Regions from separate parts of the Homo sapiens genome. Here region 1 is linked to region 2. The links are chromatin loops, found by intact Hi-C in ENCODE. Cell type or tissue: Calu3. All regions are shown on one strand. Each heading gives the region's core, and the rest is flanking DNA. Links, peaks and the distances in the headings are about the cores only.

The links. Hi-C counts contacts between places; a loop is a spot of excess contacts. Peaks named below come from ENCODE experiments on the same cell type or tissue, not always from the same donor. Only the 100,000 strongest peaks of a DNase experiment are listed, where the experiment ranks them.
Region 1: it touches region 2 in a loop (2.5-fold over the local background); 1 of 110 quality-filtered maps calls a loop at or near these places.

The regions. Positions count from the first base shown.
Region 1 is chr1:237,797,242-237,802,632 of GRCh38, forward strand. RYR2 (ryanodine receptor 2) reads left to right here. Exons shown (of 105, transcript NM_001035.3): 97 at 796-929; 98 at 4,615-4,675. Among named protein-coding and RNA genes, the nearest start is that of ZP4, 91 kb to the right of the region's middle. In Calu3, for the core only: a CTCF peak has its summit at 2,817 (motif pointing left); a DNase peak (open chromatin) is centred at 2,790.
Region 2 is chr1:237,734,257-237,739,647 of GRCh38, forward strand. All of the region lies in intron 79 of RYR2 (ryanodine receptor 2), which reads left to right. Among named protein-coding and RNA genes, the nearest start is that of ZP4, 150 kb to the right of the region's middle. In Calu3, for the core only: no CTCF peak of the experiment used is centred there; a DNase peak (open chromatin) is centred at 2,525.

The sequences.
Region 1 (5,391 bases), core at 227-5,226, 63 kb after region 2:
ATGGGACAGAAGAGAAATAAGCAAGGAAGCTGAAGGGGATTGTTAAGAATTATTCTAATGATTGATAGACATGGAATCTATACTAGATGCTAATTAAAATGAGGATGGTGACAAGGTTGCAGGTCCTGGTGTTTTACTGAAGAATTGCTGGGGTCAGGATACTCAGGGGAGTGGGTTAGAAAGATGGGCATTGTGGCCAGAGAGTTGAAGGGTTGAAATTGAGACCATGGAAGGATGCCACCCCTGTGATGTGCCCCCTATTGGCATGCAGAGGTCTATGCAGAAGATCATTGGCTGGGGAGTCAGGCATGGCCTGGTTGCTTCCTGGACCCATCTCTTGCTGAGTTTAGCAAACTTAGGCACATTACATGAAGTTTTCTAAGGTACAGTTTCTTTATCTGCAGAATATCAATAACGTGAAACCTACATATTGTGACAGTCACATGGAATGAAGCATAATTTCTGGCACAAAGTATTAATTTAGTAAAGGTCGTTCTCATTCCATTTCCCTCCATTTCTTATGCTTTTATTTCAGCTCATCATCTTCTTTGGTATGACTCCCTCTCTTGAATGAGAGAGAAATCTTGTTCCTCAGATAGGTATTATGTAAGATGCTGTGAATTTGTTTAGACCTTAAGCAGTGTGATCACAGAAGGTGAGCCACACACTAGATTTTAAGTGATTGTTAGGGCAAATATACAGTAAGTATAAAAATAATTAGATGTTTTATACACACATATAGATGATGTTACTTAATGGTTGAAGCCAACAAAATGCTTTTTCTCATACCCCAAGGTTATGGATAAATATGGAGAGTTCTACGGCCGAGACAGAATCAGTGAATTACTTGGCATGGACAAGGCAGCTCTGGACTTCAGTGATGCCAGAGAAAAGAAGAAGCCAAAGAAAGACAGCTCCTTATCAGCTGTGTAAGTGTTACTTCGGCTCTATCCTACAGACTTAGATTGAAAGGGGAAAACATTAATACATTTTTAAACTTGTGCATTGATTTCCTTTCCTTCAATGTCAGAAGAATAGATAGATGAGGAAAACAGAAAGTATATAAAGTCTACTTTTACACTTCTTGGTATTTGGAACTCTGGAATTATTGGATTTTTTTTCTATTAATTTTTGGAGGTACCTTTTAATATTTATAAGAGAACAGAAAGACTATGTTTTTTACTTAATTTGCCTTTTCTGTCTTTAAATGATCCTTAAATCTAAGTAAAACACATGCAAAAACTCAATATATGGCTGTTTTCTGGTAATTCCTGTTTGAAAAAACGTTAATTTTCTTATGTTTTGGAAAAGGGAACTATGTAGCCCTTGTATTTAAAATGTTCAGAGGAACTCATATTACTTTACTATAAGTATTGTATTGTTTTGAACAGCAAAGGCTTAGTGCGTCAGAAATAATATACCATCATACCATTACTTGTAAAGTTTACTTCAAAATGAAACACTCTTTATATACTGCTTTCATGGAATAATATGTTTCTAAACCAGTTGAGTTGAATGCACCTGAATTTAAATGTCACACACACACACACACACACACACATATAGTGTGAGTGTACAGATATATACATACATCCATTTAGCAAATTTGATCAACTGAATCTCTGGAATAAAAGTAAAACATGCTTTTAAAAACGTAATTGCTTATTGTAGTCACTTAATGATTTTGGAAGAAACATAATACTTTCTCTTAACATGAGTAGGGATGTGATGGTTACTTTGAAAACATATTTCTGGTTCTGTGAAGCAGTATTATTTTCTTAATCTGTTAGCTAGCATTAAAAAGATAGTTTAGCTGGCCTATCTCATTGGTCATATTGTTTTTATCTATCTGAAAACTTATTAAGGTGAACTTGTTTTTGAACTTACTGAAAACAACTTGGATCAGCAAATATGAATTAAGTTCCAAAATATTACTTGAGTACTCTAGGAAAACAAATGTATATTTAAACGTTGTGCCGCTGCCTGTAAAATGAAACACCGATGGGCAATCCTTAGGATCTGTGTTCCTTATGTTAGAATATCATGAAACAAGAACTAGGGTGTGAGGCTGAGCATCCCACAAACATTTTCAGATCCTTAACAAGCAATATAGAATTAAATAGTTTTACTGAGTTATGCATTTTCTGTGGTCATATTTGTGACTCTAAAAAAAAGTCTGAAAAAATAGAAGGGAAGTTTAGACTGTTTTTCTACTATGAAGAAATAGTTTTAAATTGGCATAGTTTTCTACCATTATACATAGTAACTGTTTGTAAGTAAGTTTGACCCCTAGCAAAGTACCAAGAAGTTCATATGGCATTTAACACCTTGACATATGGAGAATAAAATTAGAAGAATAAAGTTCTGGTAAATAATGTACAACTAGGAAAAAGATTTACATATAATGTCTCTTTACTAAAGCATTTAGGAAGGTCAGGTTTTAAAAGATTATCCGATTTCTATATGAACGCTATCTTAATGGGAACATTCAAATACAAAATGATTTATATATTTATTTATCAAACACATAAGGCTTGGTATGTGCACCTTTAAATAAGTGGCCAGCTCCATTCCTGGGGGTGGAATAGCTGCAAGCAGTCTGGAAGGCTGCAGGTGTCTTCATTTGCGTCCTCACTGGGGAGGAAAGGAGCTCATGTCTCAAAACATCTCCAAAACTCACCTTCCTGGTTATAGTTTACCCTTGACTGGAGCTTTGGAGTCCCCCCGCCCCCCAACCAGGAAGGCCGTGTTCTGATTGGCTTAGCTCAGCCATGGCCCTCCCCCAGAGGTGGGGTCAGCCTCACCGAAACAAACAGCATGGCTGCCACCTACGGGTGAGAAATGAGTGCTGTGTGATACTGATGGTATATTGTCACACTAATGTATGCTAGAGATGGAAAATAACTCATAAGAATAACTTTTAAAATAAAATAAATAAGAAACCACCATAGGAAATTCATACATCCTGATATAAACCATTATTCTGTTTTAGATTGCTTTAATGTAAAATAATTATGCTCCCATGCAAACTACTACATTTTTTCCCCCAACTCTTCCTTTTTTCATTTAAGAAAAAAAATTCTTATATTGAAACCTGTTGTAAATATTTGTGGCACTTTTTTTAAAGGCTCCTGTGATAATAAAATTAATTATAGTTCAAAGATAACTTTATTTAAGGAAAAAAAAATTGTTTTTAATCCTGGAGTAAGTTAAATGAGCCTTAACCCTTAGTGAAAAAAATCTCCTAAAAAGTCACCTTCGATTTGCAACTACTTAGCATTTATAATTTAAGAAAGATTCGCTTAATTAAAAGAAATGATTAAAGAAGTCAATAAAGACTAAAACATTAAATCTAGAGAAACCCTTTAGAAAATAATATTGCCATTATGTTATATTGCATTATTTCATATCAATTACTTAGAGCTGGAATATTGGAAAGGCTGGGAAAGTTACAATTTCTAGCCTATAAATCAGTGGCAAGTTCTGAAAAAATGAAAATTAACACATATATTTTAATATACGTGTTTGTAATCTGCAAAGATCACAAATATTTACTTTAGTATTTATCCATTCAACATATATGTATTTAGACATTCAGTGTGTGAGCTGGGGAGTTCACAGACAAGTGAGAGAGGCATATAACCACCTACATGCATATACCAGCACCCACAACTGTAAGACAATGTGGAAAATAATAATAAAAGGAATTGTCTACAAAATGCTATGAGAACTGAGGGGAAGGGCTAAATTCCTGCCTGGATGTAAAAGGAAACAGAGAAGGTGAATTTTCTGGAAATGAAGTAAAAACAAAACAATTTAAAAGCTCTTTCATTTATAAAATAAGGTAGTTGTAAAATAAATGTGTATATTTATGCTAGCTTTTATTATTTGAATCAAAAGTTATTCTGTTGGAATGCAATTGCAAGTGCATATGAAAGTGAGGAAATGTTTGATGTGTACATATGTTGGCCAATTTAGTACAGTTTCAAGGAATAAATGTTATATGTAGCTGGGCACAATGGTGCATGCATGTAATCCCAGCACTTCGGGAGGCCAAAGCGGACAGATCCCCTGAGATCAGGAGTTCAAGACCAGCCTGGCCAACATGATGAAACCCCATCTCTACAAAAAAAAAAAAAAAAAAAAAAAAATTCGCTGGGAGCGGTAGCACATGCCTGTAATCCCAGCTACTCGGGAGGCTGAGGCACGAGAATCGCTTGAACCGGGGAGGCAGAGATTGCAGTGAGCCAAGATTGCACCATTGCATTCTAGTCTGGGTGAATGAGTGCAACTCTGTCTCAAAAAAAAAAAAAAAATGTTAATACTGAATGTAGGAAAGGGAAAGGTGAAAAAGAAAGGACTATTTTTAAATAACATAAGACGAAGGTGATGATGTTTTGTTTTCCAAGATCCTCTAAGAACACATCATGAAACTCTAGGATACAGTGTCAGAGTTGGCTCTCAGCTCCTCCCTTGGCATCTGGGATAGAACTCGTTTCCCAAGAAGGTGTCCAAGTCTTGTCCCATTGAATGTGAAGGCCGTCAGGCTCTCGCAAGCCTATGAGTCTTTGGTTAATGTGCATAACTACGCATTTTTTTTTTTTGTCATTGCAGACTGAACTCCATTGATGTGAAGTATCAGATGTGGAAACTAGGAGTCGTTTTCACTGACAACGTAAGCCTACTTCATTATCACAAAAGAAAATGCACTCTGATTAGATAAGACTGTGGGAGTTCTGCAGATGGAAGGCTGGTTATTTAGAAAATGTTTCGAATACCAATTCATTTCATACAGACCAGATCTGGAGAGAGACCCACAGAATGATATGATTAATGAGCCCATCTCTCATTCCATTTCTTTCAATAGCTGAAATAGTAAAATGAAAATATATGAAAAACTGAGATGCAGATTTGTGAGTACGTTCATTAAGGTTTTAATTGGACAATGGCATACTTCAGTTTTATAGATGTTAAAAAGAAACTCCTAAATAATTTTAAAAGAACATTAATTGTGCTAAATTTAGGTTTTCCCCAAATTAAGTACATTAACTTATGGAGTTTTATTTTATTTTTTTTATTCTCCTTTTACCAAAGAGCCTTTGGAGACTAAATATAGGGCCGTAATATATATCCAAATAGAAAAAAATTACCTATTACTAAAAACCGCCAGGTGTCTCAAGATTTCACTCTTTAATTTTAGCACTGACTTTTATAGTTCACGTTAGTTCCATTCTCCTATTTAGAAGCATTTGATAGCCCCCAAATTCTCCTGCCTCTATCCTTATCCCTTCCCTCATCCAGCCATGGGCCCAGAACTCTGGGTGTCTTAGGAGCATTCTCTAAGAGTTCAAAATCAGGTCTTCCAAGTATCTTTCAGAACCATAAACTATT
Region 2 (5,391 bases), core at 338-5,337:
GGCAAAGGGGAAGTAAGGTACATCTTACATGGCGGCAAGAGAGAGAGAGAATGGAGTGGGGGGCTGTCAAACACTGTTAAACCATCATATCTTGTGAGAACTCACTCACTATCGTGAGAACAGCATGAGGGAAACCGTCCCCATGATCCAATCACCTCCCACCTTGTCCCTCCCTTGACACTTGGGGATTACAATTCGATATAAGATTTTGGTGGGGATACAGAGCCAAACCATGTCAAGAAACTCTTAGGAGTATTGGGAACAGGTCCCATGGCATAGTAGTGAGGTCTGCTTAAGGAAGTCTTTGGCTGTTGAACCATGAGTTGGCCATGCAAAAATAGTACAGCTTAGTATTTACTGAGTGTTTATGTCATTTACTCCTCTTGACAAGTGGATAAATTGAGGATAAAAGTGGAGTGAAGGTTTTGCTAAGGCTTCTCACTTGGGTACCATGTACTGAGATGGCTGCACCAGAATAATTACAGGCCTGGGGTGAAGAGAGAAGAAGGCAAAGTAAATTGTGGATGCGTTAAAGATGCCTGTGAGACATCTAAGTGGAGGTGTCAAACATGCAATTAGACATTCATGTCTGACATTCAGTATCTCAGGTAAGGCTTATAAATATAGACTTGGAATTTATCAGCATTAGAAGCCGTAGGAGTAGATGATCTTACCCAGGAAGAGATGACAGCATGAGGAGAGGAGGAGGCCTAGGACCTAGCCTGTAAGGACACAGAACATTAAAAGATGGTTAGAAGGAAAGGAGCTCATAAAAAAGTTGGAGAGAACCTTAAGTGTGAGCTAACATAGGAGCTAGAAGCTATAGGACTTATTGTGTGGTCACCAAAATCATGTTCTGCTGTGAGATTGAGCAAGGTAGGGATTGAAAATCTCCAGATTTATTTCATGTATATCACATAAGCAGAGTAAGAACAGCTTCTGCGGTTTGTGGAGAGGGGCCATGGAGTGGGGACATGCTGTAGTGTGAGAAAGTAAGTAGTGATTCAGATGTGAACAGAAATAGTATAGTTGTTTCTTCATTGCAAAGATTGAGAGGGAACAGAAAGATATAAGGTAACAAATATCTAGATGGAATTGTGAGGTTGAAGGGGATTATTTTTGTTTGTTTGCCATTTGTTTGCTTGTTTTTAAAGAGAGAGCCATCTAAGCACACATATATTCTGGTGAGAAGGAGCCAACAGAATAGGAAAGGGAATCATTTGTGAAGTGAGGTCTGGAGTCCATGAGACCTGCTGGAGAAGACAGGTTACAGGACATAAGGGAAAAGCCATGGCTTTCTAATTTATTTTAAACTCTAACCTACAGCAAGAAATACATTTACCCGGTACAGTCATCTCTCAGTATTCATGGGGGATTGGTCCCAGGACCCCCAGTGGGATATCAAAATCCAAGAATGCTCAAATCCCTGACTAATGGCATAGTATTTGCATGTAACCTACACACATCCTCCTGTATACTTAGATCATCTCTAGATTACTTATAATACCTAATACAATGTAAATGCCAAGTAAATAGTTGTTCAACTCTATCATATTGTTATGGAATAATGATAAGAAAAATATCTGTACATGTTCAGTACAGACACAATCACCCATTTTACTTTCTCCAAATATTTTCTATCCACAGTTGGTTGACTCCATGGATTCAGAACCAATGGAGGGCCAACTGTATATTTATAGAAACATAAAACTGTATGTTTAAAGTAACATAAAAATATATGCCATGAAAGAAAAGTTTCACAAAATTTTACTCTTCCTATGAGCAATGTAGTCTGAACTTTTCCATTCTATTTAAACAGAGTTGTTTTTATTTTATCATGAATCACCAAATTGTTTTTATGTCTGATTGATGAGCTGAAACACATAGTTTAATAAACACTGGGTTAAAAGATAAAAGGATAGGGCTGGGCACGGTGGCTCACACCTATAATCTCAGCACTTTGGGAGGCCGAGGCGGATGGATCATTTGAGATCAGGAGTTTGAGAGCAGCCTGGCCAACATGGTGAAACCCCGTCTCTGCTAAAAATACAAAAATTAGCCAGGCACGGTGGTGCACACCTGTAATCCCAGCTCCTCAGGAGGCTGAGGCAGGAGAATTGCTTGAATCTGGGAGGCGGAAAGTTGCAGTGAGCCGTGATTGCACCACTGCACTCCAGGCTGGGCGATGGAGTGAGAGTCCGTTTCAAAAAAAAAAAAAAAAGATAAAAGGATAAAAGATACAAAGGGAAGAAGGGAAGGCTGCCAGGATAATGGGAGGTTGGAAATGTTTCCTTTTAAGGTTATTTGCTCGCTCTCTCTCTGAAGACAAAAGGACAGTCACCTGCTGACACCTAAGTGTTTGATGAAGTCTATAAAGGAAGGCTAGAGGAGAGAGAGAAGCAAAGGAAGGCTGGAGGAGAGAGAGAAGCACTGAAAGAGACATCGTGGCAATTGGCATGGCACATGGGCTAGAAATTAAAATAGGACTCACGGACTGTGAAGGAAGCCTGGTTTATTTTAGGCTGTTGTCTACGAATTTGTAGCAGTAATGCTCCCCCTGGCTGTGTGAGGACAACTAGCAATTCTCAGAACCAAATGCAAATTCTGAGAAGCCAGGAAGTTAGATTCATCAAGGGTGAAGATTTCTGCCAGACTCTTGTTGAGAACAGTAGATCAAAGCAGGTTTGTATGTTGCTAGGAGGTGGCTTGTAAGGAAATGAAGAAAGAGGGAGGTGAGAAAGAGATTGTAGAGCAGCCCCCAGCCTGGGTGTTCTCTGCAGCTGAAGAATCGAAGTGGGCTGAACAGGTAGAAGCTCCTGGTTTGAGAATAGGTAGAAGCTCTTGATTTAAGAATAGGTTGTTTCTGATTGTTAGAGTTCTTCCTTGTGAGTGAAACTGAATTTGCCTCCATATTGATTTTGTTGGATCCTAAAGCTAAATCTAGTTTCTTTTGATAGATGGTCAAATATTTGAGGAGGGCTACCTTGTTGATGCTTTATCTCAAATTTTCCCCTTCATAATTAAATAATCATATTCATTTTATTGTTTAATGTAACTCAGGGATGTCCAGCTTGCACCACGCAGTTTGTTACACTCGGCACATTCTCCAGTATATTCATATGTGCCACCCAGAAGTTAATCAAACACGGTATTCCAGTTACGACCTCACCTGCGTAGTGTGTATGGGAACTGTACCCTCACTTGCACTGCCTTAGGATCTTATACATTTGCCATCAATGGCAAGAATGCATTAAATTTTCAGCCAGGTCATGTCAGCTATCCTGTATTATACTGTTGACTTTTAATTTTTTAATTAAGTATATGTCATCATTTCTATAATTCAAGTCAGACCATTGCCCCAGGCTGAAATCTTTCTAACATTTGATTCTGTCATACACTGTTATCTCTTTCCATTTGTGTTAACCACAAACTTAAGTGTGATTGATTTCTCTGTTTATCTCAGTTGGTAGTGTGCAGCTGAAATTTTTATACCCTTTCCCAGACTGGTTAACCTACTTTGTTTTCAATCCATCTAAACATACTTTTATAAAACTCATATTTCTCATCTCCTTTCATGAGATTCTTAAAGAAATCAAGATGTTACTGTGATTGCTTAAACTCGAATTCTAACTTTGGTAAAACTGCCAAAGATGGATGAGTATTCCTCAGTGATTTGCTTGATAACCCATTTTAGACTATTGTTGATTATTAATATCGAACTTCCTAGCGGGTAGTTTTTGGAAGCTGTCTTTCCTCATTTTAAAAATTAGCATCCCAGTTGTCTGGAACTTTCACTTGGCCTTCATGGTTTCTCGGTTTACCAACAGTCATTCTGCATCCACGGATGTTACTTTTGCTTTGAGTCTTGATACTTGAGACTTGAACTCACTTTAAGAGACTGTTGTATGTGTCTTCCTCCACCACTGCAGGTCCCTTGGAAGGCATCATTTATATCTTACTTAGGTTTTTGTTTTTCAGTTTTAATTGTTTTTTAAACTTAGGAACACAGAGTTGGGTTAATGATAACTCTGAATTCATGATACACAGTCACTGTTAGTCCACTAGTGTCTACTTTTAAAGTTACTTAGTCATTTCTAATAATGTAGTAACTACCCATAAACCCACTTCTGACAAGAAACAACCTAGAGAATTTACGTGTTATCCTATGGGCTTCTCATTAACCTATACCCTGTCTCCCCACACAAAGAAACCATCATTCTAAACCTTGTGCTCAAGATGCCCTTGCTTTTCTTTTCATGTAGTTTTCATTTATTTATATATAGATAGATAAATTTTCATATATATATAATTTAAGTTGTTACTGACTTTTAAAAGGGCAGTAGGCTGTGTGTAATATTTTGGGCTCTACTTATTGAATTAATAGTGTTTTCTAAGATTCCTCCATACTTTTTTGTGCTGTTGGAGTTCATTTTTTTTTATTGTTGTGTTATTTCCCTTTGGGCAGATATACCAGAGCTTATCCATTTACCTTTTTCGTTGATAGACTTTTGTATCACCTCTGTGTTTTTGCTAATGTGAACAGGGATTGAATGCCTATTCTTATCCATTTCACCTATCTTACAAGAGCTACAGGGTGTACCCATTTTCAAATAAAGGAACAAATGTCATACTGTTTTCCAAAGTTACTGCATCAATGGACATTCTTAACAACAATGGTTAAGAGAGATTCTGGTGATCCACACCCCCTCCAATATTTGATATATGAGTTACTGACTTTTGTCAACCAAATGGGTATGAAATGGTATTTTGCTGGAGTCATGATTTTCATTTCTCTTGGCTAGGTACTTTTCTGTATTACAAACATCACTTCTTTCTGAAACAAAAGAGCTGATGAGTGGTTCTGCACGTCCTCTCTATTATGATGAGTACAGCATCTGCTCTAAATCATGTGCTTACTGCTCCTTGTTGACCATACTTTGGTGATAATTTGAAAAATCATTTTACATCTTTGTATCTTTCAAGCCACACTTCATTCTAAACTCTATTCCCCTACTCCTATCATATATACTTCCTCTTTAAAAAATCCTATGGAGAACTTCAGTGCATCCCATCGGTTTGCTGTTGCCACCCCTTTTTGTCTGCATCATGCCTACCCTGCTCGATTCCTTAGAATGTCTCTTTACCAGCTGTCATCCCTCTTGGACTATTTGAAGCTGCTTCACCCCAACGGTGGTTTTACCAATTTGAATAAGGTAACAGTATGGAGGAAGATATCTGCAATGATATCACAAATTAAACACTCAACAATGTTGCTGCTGTTTTGAGTTTCCAGCTAAGGGAACTCTTTCCTCCTAGTTCTCCTCCTTCTCTTATTAACTTTTTAAAATATTTAAGATACACATCGTTATGCCTAGTGTTCCATTCTTTCTT